2 separate regions of the Mus musculus genome follow, and region 2 is linked to region 1. A link is a loop called in an ENCODE intact Hi-C map of the cell type or tissue named here. Cell type or tissue: heart. All regions are shown on one strand.

What was found. Peaks named below come from ENCODE experiments on the same cell type or tissue, not always from the same donor. Only the 100,000 strongest peaks of a DNase experiment are listed, where the experiment ranks them.
Region 2: a loop joins it to region 1, with 5 times the contacts of the local background. A loop is called at or near these places in 4 of 42 quality-filtered maps.

What each region holds. Positions count from the first base shown.
Region 1 is chr13:110,392,854-110,395,353 of GRCm38, reverse strand. Plk2 (polo like kinase 2) reads right to left here and starts at 310. Exons shown (of 14, transcript NM_152804.2): 1 at 1-310. The coding sequence starts at 177. In heart, CTCF peaks have their summits at 399 and 979; DNase peaks (open chromatin) are centred at 323 and 763; H3K4me3 peaks cover 1,202 bases; H3K27ac peaks cover 1,243 bases.
Region 2 is chr13:110,897,806-110,900,305 of GRCm38, reverse strand. 4930526H09Rik (RIKEN cDNA 4930526H09 gene) reads left to right here. Exons shown (of 3, transcript NR_131194.1): 2 at 2,334-2,425. Among named protein-coding and RNA genes, the nearest start is that of Gm38397, 4.4 kb to the left of the region's middle. In heart, no CTCF peak of the experiment used is centred here; no DNase peak of the experiment used is centred here.

The DNA of each region.
Region 1 (2,500 bases):
ATGGTGGTGATGGTGGTGCGGGGCCGCCGGGGTCACCTGGGCTTGGGGCTGCCCATCTTCAGAAGGCTGCTGCGGTCGCTTCTTCTTTGAGTCCCCGCCGCAAGCTTTGCCCAGAGCCTGCTCGCACATCTTGGTGCCGGCGGCCGGCTGGTAGGTGATAGTCCGCAGGAGCTCCATCGTTGCCTCGCCACCCGACACTGCCTACTTGCCACCTCCGAGGCGCGGACAAGCGTCCGGGCTAGCCCTGTCCCTCGAGCACCAGTCTCTCTCCCTACTCTCTAGTCTGACGTCCTGCTTCGCTTGTGCGAGCAAGAGCGAGCAGCGAAGCTTTAAATACGCGCCGGCTGGCTGGGGCGGGGCCTCGTGACGTCACGGCGAGCGCTCCACCCACCGGCCCCGGAGTCCGCGCTGTGGATAGGTGCGGGGTGGCCGCCTGGATGTCGTGGGCTTCGACCTGGCCTGAAGGCGGCGGTACGCCAAGTGCCCCCAGTTCGTCGCGTGCCCTGACTTTGGACGTGGGAAACAGAAACCCAAGGGCGGACGCCCTGTCTGGGTCCTGGAGGAGCGGGGATGCGGGGTAGCAGCCCGGGGGAGCCGCAGGGTTGGCACCGCCCTCCTGACTGTGTGCAGCCCCACACCCTGTCATCCAGCGAGCCCCGCGGGGTGGCACCCGGAGACCCGGAGCGCTTGGGGACCTCCGCCGCCACCGCAGGCGGGAGGCTCAGTGGCCGGCCTTGCGGAACCGGGCACCAGGCAGAGCCAGAGCAGCTAGGGAACCAGGCACAATCCGGGTCGCAGATCCGGGTGACCTGCTGTGGCGTGGGAGTATCTGAGCTCCCTGCAGCCTCTTCCCATCGCCTGATAAGTGACCCCTGTCAGAGGCCAGGCTCTTAACCTTGGAGTGGAGCGAGGGCTTGACGACTGGAGAAGGTTTGGTACGCAACAAGTCTAAGCAAGATCGCCATCCTGTGGATTTTTTCAGAAAAACGATTAACGGTCTAAGTGGGCCGAGGTTCCTTAGCAACAATATGGGCTGGCTTCCACAGTAACGCTAAAAGTGTTCTGTTGCCAATTATAATTCTACAATTGAAGTCATCTATAACTTTTTGTTCCAACTAGGTGATTCAGATTGCGTGGATCTAATGTCACTAAGCAATGTCACCGCCCTGGTACACAGAGTCAATCTAAGGTCCCACAGTGGGGTATAGTGGAGAATAAAGGCGGCTGTTCAGTTTTTACAGATTTTACTGTTCAGTTGTACCATCTCAGAGACTTTCCTTCTTCCTTGTTCCAGCGCGTATGGTTCCGTATTAACCGCTGGTAGCTATTTTGAAATGCTGTATACATTTTTTTTGGGGGGGGGGGCAGGGTTTCTCTTTTCTCTGTGTAGCCCTGGCTGTCCTGGAATTCACTCTGTAGACCAGGTTGGCCTTGAACTCAGAAATCCGCCTGCCTCTGCCTCCCAAGTGCTGGGACTAAAGGTGTGCGCCACTACTGCCCGGCCCTGTCTATATCATCTTAATACAATCCTGAATGAAAAAGTCTGCCATATTAGGGGAGGGAAAATCATTTTCCTTCTACCCTTTCAAATTATCACTGTGGTTCCTCGGGCTGGGCAGATAAACTGCAGAACCACAAGTTTCTCCATTCACAACAAAAAGAGTACCCTCCAAAGTGGCTTAGAATTGAGGTTTGAATGCTATCAGAAGCCAAAACAAGAGTGTGGGAAAAGACAGGAAACAAAAGGCAGTCGGGAACAAGGGAGTAAATAGGGAAGAGTTTATGTTTTTCACTGATAAGTTTGTTACTTAGAATCGTTCTTTTTGTCTGGTTCTGGAGACTTAGAACTTGAGACTTCTTTTAATAAATGTGATTTTTTTTCTTTTTCCTTACAAAAAAGTGGTGTGCCACTTTCAGGCTTTCTGTGTCTACCTATCTTTTAATTCAATTCAAACTTATCCCGACTCAGCGGTTACATTGAGGGTGACATAGTCTAGCTACCTGTGGACCTGTTTTGAAGGGACATAGCCTAGTCTACATCTTTCCCATCTTACAGGTGAAGAAACGGGGTCCTAGACGATTTAAATAGCTATTATCAATACATTTTTCATAGAACCACGAAGTTTTGCGAACTCCATGCCCGTCCTATTGTCTCGGTTAACACAGTACGTAAGCGGTCACTTCACATTGGAGTTCTGTGTTCCAAAGATTATACAGGCCTTTAATAAAATATCAGTGCTCAGTCCTTGCCAACAGGGAAAGAGTGACATGCAGAATTCCAAATTAATAAGGGCAAATGGTTTTTCCTCCAGGCCACTATCAAGCATAGGTAAGTCCAGTCTTAGTAGTTAAGAAGACATTCAGCTCAGCTACTTCCAACACTGGGCAAAGGTGCTTCCTTAGCACTGCAGGGTAGACAGCAAGACACTCTCCCTTTCCCTGCTTTATCTCAATGCAAGCCCGGGCATGTTGTTCACAAAGGACAGGAGACTTTAACCCA
Region 2 (2,500 bases), 500 kb before region 1:
TGACTCTCCATGAAAATCATCACCATTGGTCCCAGCTTTCTCCCTTTAGTGCTTTCCTGTTCCTCTTGGCCACAGAGTTAGATCTGAGTTAGATATCATTTATAAAGGAAAATTGGGAACACTTACAAAGAAGAAGATGAACTAAATATGTTTCCTTTGTTTTGAGAAATTATTTTATGTATTTCTCCATTGACTTAGTCAGGTAGTCATTTGCCCATTCATTTATAGTCCAACGGCAGTTGCTTTTTGCTTTGGTTTCTGCAGCCAGATAATGTGGGCCCTTGATCTAAAACTGACAGGCAACTTATGCTATGTGTACTGAGGGTTGTTTAAAATACTTAGGCCTGGGGCTGAAAGGATAGGGCGGAGGTGGAGCGTGAGGTCAACCTGTGTAAGGCACTCAGGAGAATTCTCTGAAGCAGCAACAAAGCAAGTAAGAACCTGGATATTTAAGGTGACAGAACCTCGATTCGTTTGATATCATTGCCACAAAAAGTAATAAGTTTTTCTTCTATTTAAAAATATTTAAAACTCTTTAAAATGTTTAAGTGTATAGGTGTTCTCAGCCAGCATGTATCTATGTGTACCACATGTCGTTGTTATTTTATGCGAAACCATCATTGGTTAGAAGATATTAATATATTTTCTCTCAATGTATTTCAGGGTTTGTTCAGGATCATATCATCTTGGTTAATTTTTTTATTTAACATTGCAGTTTTCTTTGTCCTGTTTGTATCATTGCTACATAACAGAATCTTAACACCCATTATTCCATTGGGGTTAATATCTTCTACAAGACGTCTTCTGAGTGTCAATACATTTAATTATTTGTTGACTTCACCAACCTCAACTTTAACACTTGCAAAATGAGGTAATACTTGCCTCCTACCTTCCTTGGGTGTGGTAAGAGGTAAAAAGATAATGGATGCAAAGTGCTTTGTGAAAACACAAAGCCTTTCATTCAAGGAAGGTACAGGGAATGCTATCGTTTGTGTTGTTATTGATGGCTATGATCCCATGTGGCTTTCTCCTGGTGCCCTAGCCTGCAACACACAGTTGAATAATATAAATGAAATATGGTAAAGTTATTTCATTTAGCAGGTCTTCTGGCCAAACTCACTATAGAATTCTTCCCTAACAACAAGCGATTGCTCTCTAGTCTCTTCTGTTTTTAACTACAAAATCATCAAAGTTCTTATGCTCCATTTTTTTCCCTGTTTGACTGCAGCCTCTTCTACACAATTCCGATGGTGACTATTGATATGAAGAGTTACGTAAAGACCCAATTGGTACAGCTCTTGGGCCTCCTCCGAGGAAGATATTTGTGCTCAACATCAGCTATTTTCTGGACTTTCCCTTACCTTCTTGTGTGTGTGTGTGTGTGTGTGTGTGTGTGTGTGTGTGTGTGTGTGTGTGTGTGTGTGTATGTTGGCAGGGGGAATGGAGTCACAACCCATTAGCCCTCCAGATGGACTTTATGGTGTTCATTTCAAATGTTCCTTATTGCCTGCTCTTAGAGCAGACCAAATCGTACTTCTAGATATCTAATTTTGAGCATAGTTAAACTGCTTTCAATTTAGTCCCAGCATATTGACTCGAAAGGATGTACTAAATAAAGTCTTGCAAGCTGTACATAAGTTGTCTTTGATCAATCTTTAACCTCTTACAGAAGATTGAGAGCTTCTAGTAAAGGACTGTGTGTCACTGACCAAATGACCCATTGCACTGCTATACATTTGGCTTCATTCTTACTTACATTATGGCCTTAGTCCATTTGGCCTCTTTTGGTTAGTATCAAGCCAAGCAGACGCATGTCCATACATCTGTATGTATGTATGCATGTATGTATGTATGTATAAGTATTTATCCATCTACCTAACCACTTGTTTATGCAGTTATTATGAAGCATCACCACTTCTGATTTTAATCTGGCGTCTTGATAAAGAATCAGCCAAAGGATATTCAGATTCCCCAAACTACCGAGCATTAACTATGTATTAGGAGATGAAAAGAGTTTGCGTATCAAACATTCATTCCTTCATTCAGCCAATAACAATAGGCTCTGAAGCTTTAACATTTCCCCCAAAGAGCATCCTGCCGTCCTTTTGCTAGAGAGTAAGGTCAAGGCTGAGTCAATGCTCAAGCCATTCTTTACCCTTTTGTTCCCTGCTCACAGAAGTTTAATTGGTTACTCTCTGATAAACTTACCCATCTATTAAACCCAAGACTGTGAACTGATTTTTAATTGTTCAAATGTAGCTGTCACAGCCAAGTTAAAATCAGCCTTATTAGTTTACCTGAAAAGGTATTTTCTGTTTCTGGTTCTATCACAGGATTATTGCATGCACATCTTGAATCTGGGCTTACCCAGTGGAGAATTCAAGTTGACAATAGCAACGGAAGCTGACATGTCTTGTTGGAGCAGGCAAGTGTTATTCATTTCCTGAGCTTCTCCCTGGCATCCTTCCATGCATGCGAAACCATCTAATCTTACATAGCA